Linked DNA regions of Mus musculus: region 2 is linked to region 1. The links are chromatin loops, found by intact Hi-C in ENCODE. Cell type or tissue: heart. All regions are shown on one strand. Each heading gives the region's core, and the rest is flanking DNA. Links, peaks and the distances in the headings are about the cores only.

Evidence for each region. Hi-C counts contacts between places; a loop is a spot of excess contacts. Peaks named below come from ENCODE experiments on the same cell type or tissue, not always from the same donor. Only the 100,000 strongest peaks of a DNase experiment are listed, where the experiment ranks them.
Region 2: a loop joins it to region 1, with 4 times the contacts of the local background. A loop is called at or near these places in 2 of 42 quality-filtered maps.

The regions. Positions count from the first base shown.
Region 1 is chr6:31,587,544-31,597,716 of GRCm38, forward strand. No RefSeq gene overlaps it. Among named protein-coding and RNA genes, the nearest start is that of Gm31486, 13 kb to the right of the region's middle. In heart, for the core only: no CTCF peak of the experiment used is centred there; DNase peaks (open chromatin) are centred at 1,938 and 5,228; H3K27ac peaks cover 4,907 bases.
Region 2 is chr6:31,637,115-31,647,287 of GRCm38, forward strand. No RefSeq gene overlaps it. Among named protein-coding and RNA genes, the nearest start is that of Gm13846, 8.8 kb to the right of the region's middle. In heart, for the core only: CTCF peaks have their summits at 2,541 (motif pointing left) and 6,604 (motif pointing left); DNase peaks (open chromatin) are centred at 2,557 and 5,507; H3K4me3 peaks cover 1,267 bases; H3K27ac peaks cover 3,939 bases.

The sequences.
Region 1 (10,173 bases), core at 1,399-9,398:
GCCTGGGGCTGATGTGGAGATGACAGGCCCACTGTCCTCACACTGACCACAGCTTCAAGGGAGGAGAGAAGAGGAAACCCAGGGTGCCCTCATAGGGGTGCTCCCAGGAAGGCCTCCATCTTGGCTATTATCTGAGCCTCTTCCTGTGGAATTTGGTTTGGATAAAGGAGGAAGGACCACCTAGGATGAGCAAACACTGCCTCTGGGGGGCAGGGTGTCTGTAGGCAGACAGGCAGGCCCTGCCCAGGCTCCCAGCTTAGATAACCCTGTGCTATTCCAGGAAGAAAGCCCTAAGAAGATAAACAGGCTGGGGCCAGCAGATGGACAGATAACCCGCCCTTATCCCCAAGGAGAGGGGAGAGAGGGCTCTTTGGGAACTGGGAGGTGCCAGAGGGAGAGGTGCTAAAGCAGACCTGGGAGCTCCAGCTGAGGAGCGGGCAGCGTGTCCCTGTGTCCCCAGCCCAGAAATGGGAGGCAGTGGAATCAAGAGTCCCCCCGAAGTCACACTAAAGTCAGGACACTTTTATTTGAGACCTTGGTGTTCAGCAATAACAATGAAGGCCACTAGCGTTCTGTTCATTTCTGGCTGCTGATGTATCAGAAACCTATGATTATTGAAGGTGTCATTTTAGTGAGATGAAGTGTGTGTGTGTGTGTGTGTGTGTGTGTGTGTGTGTGTGTGTGTGTTATGAAGCACTCCAGTGGGTGTGAGTGAGATATGTTCCAGCCTGCTCCATGTATGGGTAGTTTTAGATGTTTCGAGCCTGGGTACTTGTGGGTAGAGTCTATGGTTTCATTGGTTTACATACACATGTGTACTTGTATGTAAGAAATGTGTAGCTCTGGCATGTGTATGTGTGCAGGTGGTGAATGTATTATGGGGGTATGTATGTGGTGTTAGTGTGTTGGTGTTTGGATGTACATTTAGAATTAGTGCTTGGGAAGTGTCTTGGTTAGGGTTTACTGCTGTGAACAGACCCTAAGACCAAGGCATCTCCTATAAAGGACAGCATTTAATTGGGGCTGGCTTACAAGTTCAGAGGTTCAGTCCATTATCATCAAGGCAAGAACATGGCAGCATCCAGGCAGATGTGGGTTCTACATCCTCACCCAAAGGCAGACATGAAAAGACTGGCTTCCAGAGAGCTAAGATATAAAGCCCACATCCACAGTGACGTGACACACTTCCTCCAACAAGGTCACACCTCCAAATAGTGCCACTCTCTGGGCCAAACATATTCAAACCACCACAGGTCAGTATGTAAATATGGGGTTTGTATGTGTGTATGTATGTGGCGTTAGTATGTAGGTGTAAATGTGTATATGCAGTTAGAATGTGGATGCACCTGTTGGGGTAGTGAATGGTTATCTATAGGTGTTTATGTGGGGTTAATGTGTGGCTGTAGGCGTGTATGTGGGGTTAGTGTGTCAGTGTATATTTATGTTCATAGGATTAGTGTATGGGTTTATATGTGTGTAGGGTTAGTGTGTGGGTATAGGTGTGTATATATAGGGTTAGTATATAGTTATGTCTACACAGGGTCAATGTGTGGATGTAGGTGTAGGAGGTTATATGTCAGTGTGTATATGGTGTGAGTGATTAGGTATAGATGTGTGTATGTATGTGACACGAGTGCTGTGGTGTGTGTAACAGGGCACTAGATATAAAGTATGTGCAATGCAGCATGCGTGTGTATGTGCTGAGGGGCCGTTGGAGTGGAGTGACAGGTAGGAGACCTGGCTCCTGTGGGCATCAGTTTTCTGGAAGCAGAGTGGGCTCTTCCCACCTCCTAGGTTCTCTCAGAGAGTAGCCAGCCCAGGAACCTTCCAGTCAGCCCCAGCCCATGCTGCCCTTCCCCTTGCCCTCCTGGAGACCTCCTTGTCTCCCTTTGCATGCTGGCCCATGTGCTTTCCTGTGGGCTCCATTTAGGACATTTCCTCCCTAGGGAGAGCCCTGCCCATCCTTCGACCTTAGAAAGCATTTGTGTGATGGAGGATGAGCCCACTATGATAAGCCCGAGCCTCCGGGGCTGAATCCTGGGCCTTCCTTGGCCTTTCCCATCACCAAGTCTACTCCCTTACTGTGTACTCTCCTCCTTCCTGCCCCTGTCTCTGCTGACAGTCGTACCTATTGGGGTTTTAATTCTTGCCCATTAGATTAATGACAAAATATCCCATTTTCTTAGACTCTGTAAGAATTGCTTCGAGTCCCCAAATGAATTCATAGTCTCCAAGTCCAGATTCCACATAAGGTAAGACTGTAGCTAACATCCAGCAAGGCCCCTTGTGGACCTGGGAGAGTTTTTTCCTTCCTTTCTTTTTCTTTCTTCCCCCCACCCTCCTCTCTCTCTGTCTTTCTTTCATTTTAAAAGTATTCTATTAAAAACAAAACAAAACTCATCTGTGTGTTTGAGTGTGTGCATGTATATGTATGTGCATATTGTTTCAATGTGTGTGTGCGCGTACGTGTATCTGGATATGTATTGTATATGTGAGTGTATGTATATGTGTTTGTGTGTAGACTGTGTGGGTCTCTGTAACCACCAGAGTAGTGATCCATGAGAGGCAAGAAAGAAATACAGTTCGACATGATTGTCTTAGTTAGGGTTTCTATTGCTGCTACAAATACCATAACCAAAAAGCAAGCTGGGGAGGAAAAGTTTCTGTGATTATTGAAGGAAGTCAGGACAGGAACTCAAGCAGGTCTAGAATCTGAAGGCAGGAGCGGATGCAGAGGCCATGGAGGGGTGCTGCTTACTGGCTTGCTCCCCATGGCTTACTCAGCCTGCTTTCTTACAGAACTCAGGACCACCAGCCCAGAGATTGTACCACCCACCCTGGGCTGGGCCCTTGCCCATTAATCACTAATTGAGAAAATGCCTTACAGCTGGATCTCATGAAAGCATTTTCTCAACTGAGGCTCCATCTTCTCTGATGACTCTAACTTGTGTCTAACCAGCCAGTACAATAATTTAGTGAACCAGTGTTGATTCAAATGTCTTGAGTCAGACCCTGAGCAGTTTACTGTAGACATATTTAAGAACAGTACAGTTAGAAAACAAGTTTCCTGGTGTAACACAATCCCCTGTGCACAAGAAGTCACAAGTACATTGAAACTCAAAGTGCGGATCACTTTTTCCATGAAGATGGGTTCTATAGGCTGCATGCGTTATTTTAAGGGCCTAGGGCAGGACCTGGCATGGTCTCAGTCATACAGAGAGTGTAGAGGTCATTTAGGTTATTGGTGACCTCTGGTCCTGGTTGTGGGGGTTTGGGGAAACCTCTGACCATACAGATAACGCAAAGGATGCCTAGACTATTAGCCACCTCCAGTCCTGCTGTGGGAGCCTGGTGTGTCCTGGCCCTACAGATAACACAGATCACCAGGCTATTAACCACCTCCATCCCCAGCCTTCTGGGTGGAAAAACAGGTTGTGTACCTCTCCGGTTGAAGAGACAGTCTTGTGTGTTTAACATTCCTGGTTCCTCCTGTGGCTTATCTGTGAGCAGGAGGACCTTTGTGCTTGCCTCCAACAGTAAACTCTGTCTCAGCAAATAAGGTAGACAACAACCTGGAGAATCTTTTTAGTTGGATACTCAGCAGCCAAAGAGCTGGGTCATGTCTGCCACCTCCTGTCGCCGTGCACCTGGAACTGCTCACAGAGGCTTGTCACCTGGCATGCCTGTCTCATGCCTCTCCGAGCACTGCCACACTGGCACCCCCACCTCATCTCCTGTTGATGACCACAGAGCTTTCCCTGCAGGCTCTGCAGCTGTTCTGTCAACTCCTATCCCCGGTCTAATTTCTGATGATTTCTAGAAGTTGACTCTCTCTTCTTTGGTTTCTCCAAGTCCCTTACACACTCACATTAGGATAGAGCAGGCCTTCACTTCTCCCATTCCATCGCCGGGATGCAAATTTGACTTATTAAACTTCGCTTTGTTATTCAGCCTTTCTAATTTCTGCAAGTGCTTTGGAAATTTTAAGTCGTTTTTTCCAATCCCCAAATCACAAAATTATTCTCATCTGTTTTCCAGCATGAGCCTTCTGTGTCTGCCCATGTCCAGTATTTTCCAGAGTGACGGGAGTTAAACAGGCAAAGGCAGTTTTAGACACTTTACATGGTTGAACTTAAGCAACCCTTACTGCATCATGAGGAGGTGGGGACCTTTTTGTCATATTTTTAAGCACCATAGCATGAGGAGACATAGACTCTCAGGCTGACTAATGTCTCCACCCCACACAGGTAATGAGCTGAAATACGGAGGCATCTGGCCTGTGTGTTTCAACCTTTGTGCTAACCATTTGGGCTGACCTGCACTTAATCCTCTGATAAGATGATTATTAGATTAGATTGTAGATTAGCCTCTTGCCCTAGCTCCCAATCCCCCCCTTCATTGTGGCTGTAGCCTCTGTTCTTGTTGGGAAAGACAAAGATAGAGACTGGACTCACATGGTTCTGTAGGGAAGTGACTCCTTCAGCACAGGAGTCGAACTGGAGAGCCGGACAGGGGACATGCTTTCAGGGTAGTCTCTGCTAGGAACAACCAGGGAACACATAAAATGGGTCCCAGATTGTCCTGATAGCATCTTTCTACCAGTTTCTGCATCCTCCTGGCCTTGGCCATCCCATCTCATGTTTGGATATCCAGACAGAGGAGTCCTGGGACAGAATTCAGGTGGCTGTAGGTATGGCCTAGGACAGGTATTGTCACATGAGGTCTGGGCAGAGGTGAGGCCACCATGCTGCTGGATGTCATTGATACTGGGTTTTCTGTGCTACCTCTCTGGTTCCTTTCCCCTAACCAACATCTGGTTTCTGATAAGAGGACATATTTAGCTCCTTCATCTCGTGCCCTTCACAGAGCATAGTGTGGCTCTAGGCACAGAACGAAGGATAGGAAGAAGCCCAGTTTAGAAGGAGCACTTTTAGGTTCTGGGAACCTGAGTGGGCTCAGTGTAAGGATCATGGCTTTGTATCCTGGCCAGTAGATTCTGTAACAGCTGTAGCATGGGGATAGTGAAGTATGGAATTCTGCAGAGCTTAAACAGAACTTAGATGCCCCTGGGGTTCTGTGGTAGAGGAGTCAGCTTCCAGCCTCTCTTGCTTACATTGGGGAGACATGGGTGTGAGTGGGGAGGAGTCTGCAAGAAGAGGAAACAGCTAGAGCCTTAACAAAGAATCCAGGCAGGAAGCCAGGGTTTGTACAAAGACCAGTGTCCAAATGAAACTCCAAGGAGGCCTCAGGGAACTAACTGTGGAGTTACCTCTGCTGGGGTGGCGAGGGGCTGGGAGAGAAGAGGAAGCTGGTAGGGGATGCAATGGCATAGCTGGCAATGGGTGGAGTCTTGTGTTTCCTGAGGCTAAGAATCCCCTTTCTCCTTTGTATTGGAGAAGGCAGAGTTGTCCTTCTTCCCACCTAGGTCTGTGCATGTGTGGTACATCATTCATTCTGTGTCATGGACACAGAAGACAGGAAGATAAGCTCAGAGCCAGAGTCTACCAGGGTGGGGACTGGTGTTGGTGACTTTCTCAGCTAGCCCAGCCCCCATGGCCTTTTCCTTCCACCTCCCTGTTATCATTTCCCCTAATGGTCTTCAGCAAACCACCTCAGGGTCCTTGGGGAAAGTTCTGGAAGGACTCCTTTATGCTGCCCCTAGCCCACTGTGCACAGTCTAATGGCAGAAAGAAAGAAGGGACAAGAGGATCCTCAGAGCTGGGGTTGAAGAGGGGTAGAGTGTCCTCTTGCTTCTCAACCTTCGTCTCCCAGCTTTGACAAGTTGTCTACCTCAGCACATCCCTGAGCTCCTCTAGCCTGGCCTTGAATACCCTGTATGGTCAATTGCTAGCGCTGTACAAACAGGCAGGGCCACTCTCAGCAAGTGCTCTCCCCCTGAGCTGTGTGTTCAACCTTCCCATTGCTTTTTTTTTTTTCCCTGAAGCCCCGGATACAGCCCTGTTCTAGGAAGCAGAATTTATGCTCCTTTATGAGAGGCAGGAAATGGGCATGTGACCAGTCCCTAGGCAGGAACGCCGTGAGTGGTATGAAAGAAATATTATCAAGAAAGTAAAACAGCGACTGGGGACTTTGGGTCATTGTGACAACTCAAATATGAATTTGTAGAGTCCATTCAAGGTATGTCTTCTGCCATGTCCTCTCTTGTGTCACCACACACTGATGGTGCTGGCACCTCTGACCCACAGGGAATGGCAGACATGATTGCCCTTCAGTTCACATGGGAACAGCCTGGTGACACTAGCCCTCTCTCTCACCATGTGTCTTTGATGGTGTGCTAAGGGACAAAAGTCACAGGCCTCAACACTTTGTGTGAATCCTTTTCCCATCCCAGTGGGCCTGGCTGGGTGCTAGGCAGACCTAGCTCCAAGTACCTCTCCACTGTGACCTTAGGACCATGACTCTGCCCTCACAGGGTGCTAATGGAGCCTCCTTGTCTATAAAGCAGGTGGAATGCTTCTGCCCTTACAGAATGGGGCACTGACCAGAAACATGCTGCTCCGGGAGTCACCGTAAGAGGCAGCAGAAACTGGGAGGCTCCAAATCACTGAAGTGCCAGGGCCACAAGTCTCAGGCCAGACGCTGTAAGCTTCTTCCTTCCTGGGGGCTCAGTCAGGCTCCGAGTCTCTCTACCAGTTTCTGGCAGCTATCAGCAACTCTTTACCATCCTTTGGCAGTAACACCTTTATTCTAGTCTCTGTCTAGCCACTACATGGTTCCCTCCTTGTATCTGTGTTCAAATGTCCCTCTGCTAGGACAGCAGTCATTGGATTAGGAGTGACACTGATGACCTCATTTAACTTGTAGATAGATGATAGATATATACAGATATATGTTGTATGTGTGTATGTATACATATATTTGATATATATGTGTGCTTATGCACACACACGTGTGTGTGCAAGTACGTGTGTGTGTGTGTGTGTGTGTGTGCACGTGTGTGCAGTCATCCTGTTTGCAAAGGCATTTGGCGTTGGGGTGTTAGGACTTGACTGCATGCTGATGTAGGAAGGCACAATCCAGTTTACAATTATCTAATGTCATCTTGGTTATTAGTACCATCATTGTCACAGGCATCATAAAACACTGATGTTAAGGGCTGGAGAGATGGCCTAGTGGCTAAGAGTACTCACTACTCACTGCTCTTGCAGAGGACCTAGCACCCACATCAGGTGGCTCACAACTGCCTGTAGATTCCAGAGGATTTAACACCTGTTGTAGAAATTAGTTAATCCCAACACAGGGTTTCTACCCTGCCTTAGATCATTTAGTTCCCAGATAAAAAAACACACTCAACCTTTATATTTACAAGAAACCTTAAACAGCACAAGAGCTGGGCAGCTGCCTACCCTCTATGCTGTTTGAATCTCCTTCCCTATTGATAACCCCGAGTTATTACTTGCTGTGTTCCATCTGGGCTGCTCTTAACTCCAATTGGCCAGCCCTCAGGGCCACATTCTCTTGACCCCTAACCCATGGCAGCTTCTCCTTCCTCCTCCTAAACCTTTTTCTCCCTCGTGGTTCCTTTCCCTAAACCCAACCTATGTCTCCTCTGCCCAGCTATTAGCTGTTGGCATCTTTATTTACCAGTCAGTGATAACTTGGGGCCAAGGTGTATATGCAGACTCTTTCATATTGGGGACCCACATTCTGCATTACAATAGACAGCAAAAGACCAAACCTCAACAGATACCCTCTTCCAGTTCCCTTGGGTACACAAGTGGTGGACATGCACTCATATCACTATACATACACGTGGGTAAAACACTCAGACATACAAAATAAAAAATAACATTTGAAAGGAGGTTGGAGAGATAGCTCAAAGCTTAAGAGCACTTACTGCTCTTGCAGAGGACCCAGGTTCAATTCTTAGAAACTATATGGTAGCTCCATTAATCCCAGTACTGGGGAAGTGGGTGGATTTCTGTAAGTTTGAGGTCTACAAAGTGAGTTCCAGGACAGCCAGGGCTACAAAGAGAAACCCTGTCTCAGAAAACAAAAAATAAAAACCAAAAAAACAACAACCCTAACCAACCAACCAAACAAACAAAGAACAAAAATCCCACTCCCCCCACCAAACACATAAAGAAAAAGAAACAAACTTCATGCCAAAGAGAAGGGTCAAGGTTAAAGGCACTGGCTGCCAAGCCCACAACCTGAGCTCAGCTCTGTCCCGGGATCCTGTGGTGGAAGGGGAGAGAGAACAGGCACTGACTCCTAGCGTTTTGTTTTTCTTTTTTTCTTTCTTTCTTCTTCTTTTTTTTTTTTTGGCAGGCAGGTTTCTGAGTTTGAGGCTGTTTCCCTAACAAGTACTAGGGCTGAACCTGAGAGGGTTCTATAGGAGAGAAAGAAAAGAAAGAAAGAAAGAAAGAAAGAAAGAAAGAAAGAAAGAAAGGAAAGGAAAGGAAGAAAGAAAGGAAAGAAAGAAAGGAAAGAAAGAAAGAAAGAAAGAAAGGAAGGAAGAAAGAAAGAAAGGAAGAAAGGAAAGAAAGAAAGGAAAGAAAGAAAGAAAGGAAAGAAAGAAAGGAAAGAAAGAAAGAAAGAAACAAGGAAGGAAAGAAAGAAAGAAAGAAAGAAAGAAAGAAAGAAAGAAAGAAAGAAAAGAAAATTATTTTTATGTGTTGTAGTTTTGTTGTAGATAAGGTCTCACTGTGTAGCTCTGGGGGACCTAGATCTCACTACACGTCTTAGTTAGGGGTTTACGGCTGAGAACAGACACCATGACCAAGGAAAGACGTAGAAAACCCAACACTACCACCACGTTTTGTTTTTCAAGGTCCCATTCTGTAGCCCATGCTGACTTGGATTTGTAACAAGCCGGGACCCTCAGTCTCCCAAGCACTTTGACTACAGGTGTGAACGACACCATCAGTTATCCAAGCCTCTGAATTACAAGCAAAAATGAACCACCCAGGGTGCTGGGGCATACAGCACGGCTCTGGTGCTCCCGAGAGCCACTGATCCTTTTGTGCCATGGGCCATGCTGTGGGCAGCAGGGGCCTGTGTGTCTGGGTCTCCGTCACAGGCCCATCAGTCTCTTTGGAGAAGACTGCAGGCACCTTCTTTTGTCCTCTTCGGCTTGTGACCTTTAGACTTTCTAAGTCACCTCTGCTTAGGCCGGACCACCTGTAACGTCTGTCCGTCTCCTTTCTGAGCCTGTGTTAGTATTCCAGGGAGCCAGCCTCGCAGGCGTGCACACACCAGGAGAGCTAGAGGAAGCTTAGCAGAAGAAGGGCCACAAACCCAGCAGAACACAAAACACGAATACTCAGCCAAAGACCCTCGTCCCTGGACCCCAGCCAGGGCTGTCCCTTGATTATTTTTTGTTCTCCTTCCTCTTTAACTGGATCTTGCATGAAAACAGCCTGGGCGTTGCTAAGGTAACGCCTTGGAGCCTCCCTGAACACATCATTGTTTAATTCCAGCAGCAGCGGCAACCCAGAGGAATGCGCTATTTGTTTAAGAGATGAAAGCCTCGAATTTCCACAGATTCTTCTCCGGCTTCACTCCCCTTCCACTGCCAGGCTGGGCTGGAGAGGCGCACATTGGGTGGAGGGGACCCAGTAGACTAAGGGGTGATCTTTACGACTTGAGGGGAGAGAGAGAGAGAGAGCGAGCTGTCCTTGTTAGGGGAAGAGCCATCCTCCTGGGAGGGTCTGAAGGACTTGACAGCCTTATAAGTCAGTACCCAATAAATCGACCCTGCCCCTCAATGTCCCAATTTCACAGGCCCAGAGACCTTGATGAGTGGCAAACCTATCCTGTATGCAGTACACATGAGAACAGGGCCTGCAAGCGTTGAGGATAAAGCTCTATCAATAGGTTACTGGCCAAGAAGGCAGGAGGCCCTAAGTTCAACTTCTTTGCAGTATGGTAAGTGTACCAGAGGACTGTCCTTCATCTGTTTCAAAACAACAGCAAAATTCAGAAGAATTTCAGGGAGAGAAGGAGAGAGAGATGGGGTGTGGGGGGAGGGAGAGGGAGAATAGAGAGAGGGAGAGAGAGAGAGCAAGAGCCCATTCAGATGGGAGTAAATTTTATGTATGATGGATCCATGGTACAACCTTTCCTTCGTCATTCCACGGACACTGAAGAAATGTACACTGCTCTCCAAGACTCTGGCTGAGGACTTGTAAGGGTTTTTGTGTTTTGTTT
Region 2 (10,173 bases), core at 1,616-9,615, 50 kb after region 1:
AGACTCCTTTGAAGTAAAGCAAGCGCTTTTAAGTGCAATCAGCTCCAGATAACCCGGACTCCCTGCTCAGGGCCCAGGAATGTCTCCCCTCTCCAAGCCCAACCTTGGAATCAGCCCTGACTGTCCTGGGAGTGACTCCTGGCCTTTAGAGACTTCGTTTGCTTTGTGGTGGCTGTGCGTTGTTGATTCGTACCCTTTCTTCTGTGCAAAGATTGAGGAGGACAGATACAGTTCTAGAAGGCAGTCTGTGGTCAGAGTTACAGAACAAACCGAGGCCTGGCAAGGGAGGGAAAGATACAAGAGAAATGGATGAAACTCAGAAATAGGTGTGGAGGAAAGTGTATGACCAGGCTAGGACGCAAAGTTCGAGCTTCAGTTTCCCCAGAGCTTGGGGTGGTTTGAGGCTGAGGAGGGAGGAAGCCAAAGGCCGTCTGGACGCCACGGAGTCTAAGAAACGGAAGGGGCTGGGACAGGGGCTGGACTTGACGCCCTCACATTAAAGCTTTCTGTATCCAACCAGTTCCCATCGTACTGTCTATTGCCACAGGTTTGCCCACTTTTGGTGCCTCTTATAACTGGGCTCAGACAGCATTTCCCCCTGTATGACACGGTTCCCCCCTCTCCCCCACTGGGCACCACATTCCTAAGGGCTGGTACCTGGGTCAGAATCCCCTGCTTTTGTGAGGCGGAGTAATAGCTCACCTTGTGGAAACAGTACATCTGCCTTCCTCCATTCACCCACAGAGGGCGTGTCTGAGAGCTTGATGGGCTGAGAGTCTGCCTGTCTGATCTCACTAAAAGGTGAGGATGTTTTCGCGTCTGAGAGACCCCTGGACTTGGCGGTCTCTCATCTCCCTGACTTCCCATGATCTGTAGTTGCAACTAATACTCTGTATTCCTGCCGTGTTTACTACTTCTGAACAAAGGATTTAGCTGTGAGCCTACTCTGATGAGCTTCTCAAAATGAAAACACGATAACAATCACTGGTTTTGTAGTTGAAAACAAACAAACAAACAAACAAACAAAAATCCAGCAACTTTTAAGGGTTGGGAGATTCTAAGTTACCTCGCTTGGTTCTGCCACTGACTGCAATTTTTCACTCCATTTTGGGGCTGAGGACGTCGGGGCTAGGACCCTGGGGAGGGAGGAGTATGGCGGTGGGGATGGGAAGATTGGAAGGGGTGGGGCCTGGGTTGCCTGATAAATAGTTACATCCAGGTGAAGACACCCTGCTCAGAGAGCGCACAGCCTTCCCTTTGTTCTACCGGAGCCTGGAGAATATTGTTTGTCTTTCCCTATTCTTGGTCCTTGGCTGGAGGCTCAGCACAAAAGAGAAGCCAATTCAGGCCAGAGGCCGGTTCCCAGCTCTGAGATTCACCAGATATCCTGAAATGGGCTCAACCTCCCAGGGCTTAGCTCCGGAGGGCCCCAGGATAGAGCTGACCGGAGAGGCCTAGCCTCAGGCACACAGTATGGTGTCCCAAGTTACCTATTGTCCCTCTGTGTCTCTCAGTGAAGCCCAATGGGAGGGGCCGCTGGCTCTGGGCGGAACCGGATTCCTTTCACTTGGCTCTCCTACCCTAACAGGACTTCAGCAGCATGTATGGGGATGGAGCAGGTGTGTCAGGAGAGGGGAGTAAGTAAGAGGAGGGCTTTGTACGTGGGGTCTGCCTCACTGGAGTCTTGTCTGCCCACCATGAGGGCAAAGGTGTCAGTCTGGACTCTGTTCCTCCTAATAAAGCAATGATAGTGTGTGTCGCGGGATCGCCTGGTTAGTTGAACAGAAAAGCAACCAGAAGGAAAGTACCCAATGAAGCAGAAAGTGGTGGCGGAGTTGCCTAGTTTCTGGGAGGAGAGAGGGAGGAGGTGATGGGGGAGGGAGGTCACCCTGGGAACTGATAGGTACCCTTGGCAACAGGGAGAGAGCCAAAGATAGAAACCAGCAGGCTCTCAAAGTGGGGTGTGGGATGTGACCAGGCCTCTTGCGTCTTGAGTTGTCTATATTGTATTTTCTGTGTGAAGTGCATGTGGTGTGTGAAATGTTGCATACATTGTTGTGTGCTGTGTGTGGTATATGTCGTACTCTGTGCTGTAGTGTGTTGTTGCATGTTGTAAAGAGTATTATATATGTGTCATGCTATATTGTGTTTATGATGTTGATATGTGGCTGTGTGCTCTGTACTGTAGCGTTTATATTGTATGTACTGTGCATGATATTAAGAATATGTACATTTAATATGTATTATATAGTGTGTGTGTGATGTTGGGTATGTGTGCTTGTTGTCTATTGAGTGTGTTGTATGTTATAAGGAGTTTGTATTGTTTACTGTAGTGTTTATATCGTGTGTGCTGTGTATGATATTAAATATGTATATATTATGTATGCACTGTCTATTTGTGTTATGTGCGAAGTTGGGAATGTGAATGTAGGTGTGTTGTGTGAGTTATTGGGGTTCCTTTCAGGGTGGCCTCTGACTGAAGTTGCCCTTTAAACAGCTGCTTCTGAGTGGGATGATGGTCAAGTCAGGTGGCTTGTGCCCGCCATCTGGTGGCCCAGAGTGGTACAGTGAATTGGCCACTGGGCCATTCTTCTCCATCATAGCTGAGTGTGTGTGTGTGTGTGTGTGTGTGTGTGTGTGTGTGTGTTGCTCCTCTGCTTCTGAACCTAGAGGGTGAGTTTCTCTCTAGGTTTCCTCAACTTTCTGGAATAAGTGTGGACAGTTAACTCCCAAGCAGCCTGTTTTCTAGATGGCTGAGGGTTGACACAGGTGAAGAGGGGGCCTGGAAGCTGGCAGGTGGCTTTATCTACCAGCTCAGGAATGAGTGCTCTATAAGGCTCCCAGGAAACCAGCTTTTCTCAGCCATGGCCGGGACCAGACAACAGAGGCAGTGCAAGAGATGTAGGGCTGACAGGGTGGGGGCCTCACAGGGCAGAGCACAGAGCAATATTCAGAGAGCTGGGCTCCTCTGTTGATCAGCTCAGGTGTAGAGTCTAAGCTGTCCAGGTCCTCTGCAGTGACTGTTGCCAGCTGTTACAGTGTGGCAGCTGTCTGCACAGTCCCTGGGGTTTGCCAGGGCAGCTCTATTCTCTGGCACTAGGTGGGTGGTACATTGTGTTAAGTAGTAAGATGTTTCTTCTTTAAAAAGCTTTGTTTGTTTTTATTTTATATGCATGAGTTTGTGCCTGCATGAATGTGTGTGTGCCACATACATGGATGTAATATCCACATAATCCAGAAGGGGTTGGATTTCCTGGAACTGGAGCTACAGAAGGCTCTGAGCCATCATGTGGGTGCTGGGGACTAAGCCTGGATCCTCGGCAAGATCAGCCAGCGCTCTTAACTACCGAGTCATCTTTCTAGTCCCAAAAATAGCAAGAGTTTTAAAAGATTTTATTATATTGTGGTTCTTCTCAGCCCCCGAAGCCCTACTGTGTGTACATGACACACAGTAGCTGAGAGCTGTATATCTTTTAGGCGATCTTGCATAGATTATTTCAACCATTTAACCAAGAAGATGGACAGAAGGCAACATTTCCAGAAAGACTCACACCCAGAAAGAGAAAGGCCATCCATTAGTGAACTCAAGTTCTGGAGTCAAGAAGACAGAGACTAGTGACTCATAGCCACTGGTTTCAGATGTCATTAAGAGAGAAAGAAAAACAGAGAAGGGATAGAGGAGATGTTCATTTGATAGCCACTTTGAGTTGGTTAGGACTTGGTGTAAGAATAGCTCTGTAGGTGTTTGGGCAATCTGATGTTCCAGGTGGGTGGTACTGAATCCAACAGGAGCTGGCTGCAGAGTACTGGTGGCAACCTCCCTTTGAGAGTTCTGGAGACACTGCTCTGGGAAGTGGCTTCTTTCCACCTGAATCTGATGCAAAGAGAAGAGGCTGGGCTTCCTGCAGCGGCTCAGGCCCATTATCCAGCAGTTGGGAGGCTTGAGACAGCTTGGCTACACAGTGAGAGCAAGAACCAGAGAAAACGCTGTGGTCTGACTTCAAATACTGTGGTCTCCACTCTTCCTTAGCTAGAGTAAAGGATCACAAAAGGGTGAGATTTGTTTGCCTATTTATATGGTATCACTATGAAGCCAGGCTGGCCTTGAAGCTGGTCCTTGCTCCTCAGTCTCTAAGTGCTAGGATTGCATGGATTGCTTGTCTATGATACCACCCTCAGCCTAATTTTTTTTTTTTAAAGATTCTCTCTGTGTAGCCCTGTATAGCCTGGAACTTGCTATCTAGACCAATCTGACCTCAAGTTCACAGAGATCTACCTACTTCTGCCCCTGCCTCCTGCAAAAGGTTCTTTAAAACTATTTTTTTAATGTGTAACATAAAAAAACAATTTTTTAAATGTGTATGAGTGTTTTGCCTGCATGCATGTCCATGCCAGACATGCAAGCAGTACCCATGAAGGCCAGAAAAGGGCATTGTATCCCCTGGGACTGGACTTACAGATTGTTATGAATTGCCATGTGGGTGCTAGGAATTGAACCCAAGTCCTCCGGAAAAGCAGCCAATGCTCTTAACCACTGAGTCATCTCTCTCTCCAGTCCCTGCAATTAGTTCTTGAAGATGTGGAAACATCTTATTCTTTTTACATTTATATCTATGCAGTGGGCATGGATGCAGCGTATCTGTGGTGTGATACTTTCCTGAGGAGGGAGAAAGCAAGAAAGTCAGCTGTCTATACAGACTCTTTAGGAGGGCAGTCATGAAGAACCCAGAACTGAGATCTGTGGTGTGGATCCTTTCACGCAGTCAGATGGGCTGGGATGGATGGATGGATGGATGGATGGATGGATGAATCTCAAGCCTCCTTGTTTCTGAGCTTTAAGGTCCTCTCCTGTCTACCTCAGCCTGGGTAAACAGAGCCTTGTTATTCTAGGCACAGGAGGTATTTAAAAACTCGAAGCTGCATGGGGAGCAACTCAGGGTAAAAGGACTAGGTCTAGGCTGGGAAGTCCCTGAACTCTCAGTGATTCTCAACTTTCCTAATGCTGCCATCCTTTAATACAGCTCTTCATGTTGTGATGATCCCCTCCCCCGAAACGATTAAATTATTTTTCATTGCTACTTCATAACTGTCATGAATAATAAGGTAAATATTTTCAGGGATAGTTGTCAAAAGGGACACGACCCACAGGTTGACAGGTTCTCCCCATACTATGGCAACAAGACTAGGATATCAGAGGATAAAAGCCAACCTTCAGGCCTGAAGTGCCACTGCCCATTCTTGGGGAGTCCCTGCAGCACCTGTGTATCTTGATGGCTACACAGAGATAGGAGAGTCTCAGGCCTAAGGGAAGGGCCGACTCTGAAACAGCAAGTCTTGCGTTGGGTGGGTGGCACCAAGTGGGAGTTGGCAGCTGCGGGCCACCTGCTGGGTACCAACCTGTTTCCAGGGACACCAGGGTCCCTACGAGGGGAATCACGTGTGTCAGGCCCACCCTGCAGGCATCCTGATAGGAGAAGCCAGGACAGACCCGAGGTGGGTGGGACAGGCCAACACAGGAAATGCCTGCTGGGCCTAAAAATAGTGTGGGAGGGGACAGGAAACAGAAACTTTGGGCCAACATGGAAATGCTTTCTGAGCTGATCAGGAAATGAGGACTGGGGCGGTAGGGATCGCCACCACCCAGCTGCACTGCAGCCCCGCCCCCAACCCCTCTGCCTGGCTGAGTCTGTGCCTGGCTGGGGGTAGGGAAGGTTGCTTCCCAACGTCCTCTCCCTTTGTTTCGAAGCAGAGCCGTGTGCTGCAGAGCTGTAACCGCACGTAGATGTCATGCTGTACTTGGATGGCAGCCTGCTCTTCCCAGAACTGAGGTGGTGCCTGGGAAAGTGGGCCCAGCAGGGTGGTTCAGTGGGTAAAGGCACTTGGCGCCAAGCCCCATGGTCTGACTTCAATCGCTGGGACTCAACATGGTGGAGAGCCGACTCTTGCCAGTTGTCCTTTGACCTCCACACAACCCTGTTTTCCTCCCCCACATAAATAAATGTAATAAAAAATTTAAAGCTGGGGAAATAAACTCTGCAAGCAAGAAACTCAAGGGTCTTTGGGAAGGAAGAAATTGAAGGGTATTCAAAACTTCTCACAGTGAGGTCCTCTTGCCTGTGCAGTGAAGGCTTTGGGGTCCCCAGCCTAGACTGAACCCTAACCCAATCAGTTTAGACTCTGGAGTGGGATCAAACAACTGTGTGGAGGTCAGAGGATAATGTGGGGGAGGTTGGTTCTCCTGCTATGTGGGTAGATCCTGGGGACCAAACTCAGGTCATCAGGATTGGTGGCAAGCACATTTACCCACTTAACTATCTTGCCAGCCTCCAACTTTTTTAAAAATTAAATTAATTTTTTTATGTATATGAGCTTTTTTTGTCTGCATGTATGCATATATGACATGTGTGGGCCTGGTATCTGTAGAGAGCAAAGGGCACTGGGTCCCCTGGAGATGGAGTTAAAACTAGTTGTGAGGGGCTGGTGAAATGGGTCTGCTGTTAAGAGCAGTGGTTGCTCTTCCAGAGGTCCAGTGTTCAATTCCCAGCAATTGCATGGTGGCTCACAACCATCTACAGTGGTATCTGATGTCCTCTTCTGGCCTGCAGGTGTATGTGCAGCAGAACACTCATACACTAAATAAATACAATAAAAAACAAATAGAAAAGAAAAATAGCCGTGAGCCATGTATGAGTGCTAGAATCTGAACCTAGGTCCTCTGTAAGAGTAGTAATTGTTCCTGACTACCGAGCTGTGGGAGCCGCCCTCACATTCGCCATTACAAGATGGCGCTGACATCCTGTGTTCTAAGTGGTAAACAAATAATCTGCGCATGTGCCAAGGGTAGTTCTCCACCCCATGTGCTCTGCCTTCCCCGTGACGACAACTCGGCCGATGGGCTGCAGCCAATCAGGGAGTGACACGTCCTAGGCGGAGGATAATTCTCCTTAAAAGGGACGGGGTTTCGCCATTCTCTCTCTTGCACTCTTGCTCTCTTGCACTCTGGCTCCTAAAGATGTAAGCAATAGAGCTCTTGCTCTCTTGCACTCTTGCTCCTGAAGATGTAAGCAATAAAGTTTTGCCGCAGAAGATTCCGGTTTGCTGTGTTCTTCCTGGCCAGTCGTGAACGCGTGTAAGACCGAGCCATCTCTTCAGCCCCATTTTGTTCCTTTGTAAAGGATGTACTCTGTGTGTGTGTGTGTGTGTGTGTGACTTCAGAGGACAGAAGAGGGCATCAGATCCTCCGTAGCTGGACTTATATGCAGTTGTGAATCACACAACATGGGCGCTGGGAACTAAACTCTATCTTCTGCAAGAGCAGCATGCATTAACCACACTGAGCCATCCTTCCAGTCCCCCACTTTTTAAAAGCTGTTTAGGAGTGTAATTTTTATATGCTGCAGTCAGTTAGCACATTAGCATGGATGAAGTCTCAATCAATAGTTCACACTGGAGGCCTGAGCTTGGCTTCCTGCTAAGGTGTACAACAGTAGTATTGGGTGCACTTGAAAAAACACTGATCCAGTCTTCCATTCCCTGCGTCTGCTATCTCCAACCATATTGAGACCAAGTGTAAATTATCAGCGTTATGGCTACACAGGCATGCTGCACCTCTGAACTCCTCAGGGTTGTCGTTACAAAGACTGCTTGTTGTCAGTGTGCTTTGTGCTTTGGCTGGGCTCAGCCCATCCATGCGCATTCTGATTTCCAAGGCCCAGGATGGAACAATCCCGGGTCTGCTTGGAGTAACCCTGACAGCCCAGGGTCTGAGGGAAGACACATGGGTGATCCATTCCACCAGCTGCTAGGTGAGTAGCTAGTAAATTCATGCGGCCCTCAGGAGAGCAGCCTCCTGGCTGCTTGAAGAAGCAGACACCTCTGTCCTGTTTGCCCTTGAACCTAAGTGGTTCTGGGGTTTCAGTTTCTGGGTAGGTATGCTTTAGGACTCTGCAGCTCCAGCCACCGAGTTCTCCTCTACGTTCTCTGAGGCAGTCCTTCAGGTAGCTCTAGCTTGGATTTACTATGTAGCCCACAAGAGCAGCCTGATCCTTCCGCTTCTACCATACTGATGATACAGTACCAACTGTACCATTATGCCTATCTTATACAATACTGGGATTGAACCTAGGGCTTTGTGCATGCTAGGCAAGTACCTTACCCATTGAGCCACAGCCCCCACTTTATCCTGTTCTTTTCTGGCTATCCTGAGTTACTGCTTACGTGTTCCCGGTCTAAAGCCTCTCTAGAGCATGATGCGGTAGGGACAGCAGGTACTTCCTCCCTGAGTTCTGGAGGCTGCTGGGCCACTCTGTAATGTAGGGAATTGGCAGCCAGCTGGGCCCTGTGCCTGGAGGGTTGCCAGCGGGTCATAAACAGTGGACAGCCTAGGTTCAAGTGCCATCTAGAGTTGGAGTGCACTGAGTCTGGGCAACCTCCCCACCCCCACTTTGCCCAGGAGCAGGGACGGGATGAGCAGTAGGCCTGGTGCTCTACGCAGGGAGCTGGACAATCAAAGGCCACCCTAGCTCAGATGTGTGCCAGCAAAGACCATACCCAGGTAGTCATCTGACTCACAGACATTTCCTCTCCCGACTGTAAAGTCTCTAGACGGAGGTGAGTGGAGGACAGAGGAGAGAGCCACAGAGGTCTAGACTGACCTCATACCAGGTACCTGGTCTTTATCCCCCGCCCACTTGGACAGGACAGAGCCTGGGCCCTCCCTACTTAAATCTGTGGAGGTGACAGCATTGAGAGAGGAGAGTGACAAGAGGAAGCTGGACAGGTCCTAGAGTCTGCAAAGCTGCCCTGGTAGTAGTAGCAGAGCAGACGGAGGAGTTTGTGTTTTCTGTAAATCTGAAAGCTCTTTTTATTGACAGGTGGGATGGGTGGGAATCACATTCAGCCTGGATGGGAAAGCTCCAAGTGACCCTTCACTGGGCTCCCAGTCCTGTCCTTTACATCTTTTCTGACTCTGATTCATGGGACCTGTGGGTATTTTGCCTCTCTCTCTCTCTCTCTCTCTCTCTCTCTCTCTCTCTCTCTCTCTCTGTGTGTGTGTGTGTGTGTGTGTGTGTGTGTATGTGCCTTGTGTTCAAGGAAACTAAAAGAGGACATCCAGTCTCCTAGAACTGGACTTGGACTCTCAGATGTTTGTAAGCCACTGTATGGGTGTTGGTAACTGAACCCTGCCCCTGTGCAAGAGCAACAAATATTCTTAACCACTGAGCCAGCCCGAGCCCGAGCCCGAGCCTGAGCCTGAGCCCCAGCCCCAGCCCCAGCCCCAGCCCCAGCCCCAGCCCCAGGCAGCCCTTCTTGAAGGATGTCTGTGCTGTTTGTTTCCTTCCCCAAGCCAGAAACACAAAATCAAGCTTGTTTATGAATTTTAATTTTGTTTTCCGAACAGCAAGCAGCGTTAAAGGGGGCTAAACCCTGAGTGCATGGATCTAGAGTGTGTGTGTGGGGCCCTCTGCACTGCAGTGCTCTGTCCTGTAGTGATCAGCTGCTCATTACGTGTTCTGGATGGATGGAGGCTCAGTGTGGTTGTTCAGGTAAGATGCTCTATGGTGGGCAGAACTGGATGTTTATGCATTATGTGGCTACTTTGTAGTTCAAGAGTGCCTGGAGGAACTGACCCACTCATTTGCCTGTTTTATGTGACTCAAGAGCAGAGCTTTATCATTTGGAAATTCTTGTGGAGGCTTGGAGTTCTGAAGTCCTTGCATCTGGCCTCACTTTCTGTTGTATAAACAATTCGATAGAAGCCGAGAGCTCGCGTGGTTAAGGCGAGAGCCCCTTAGGAGCCATGTGATCCAAGCAAAGTGCTTCTGTGAGCCCCCATTTCTCCTTTTGTACAATGAAGAGAACATATCGCCCACCATCCAGGACAAGCTCAACAGCGTGTGTGCGTGGATCCTCTTTGAAAGCACAAAGCGCTGTGCAGAGTATTTTCCCTCCTGCCATCATTCAGCGTGACATTGTTTCCATGGGAAAGCCCGAGCTGCTTTATGACAATTGGATTTACAATGTAGTTTCCAGGAATGCATTTGTCTCTAAGCAGTCATTGGCCAAGAGCAACATAACCTGACCCAAGAATCAAATGCATCTGGGCTGTCGGCACAGAGGAACTGCTTAGGAGGGTTCAACAGGAAAAGAAAAGGAGAGAAAAAGACCTGTGGA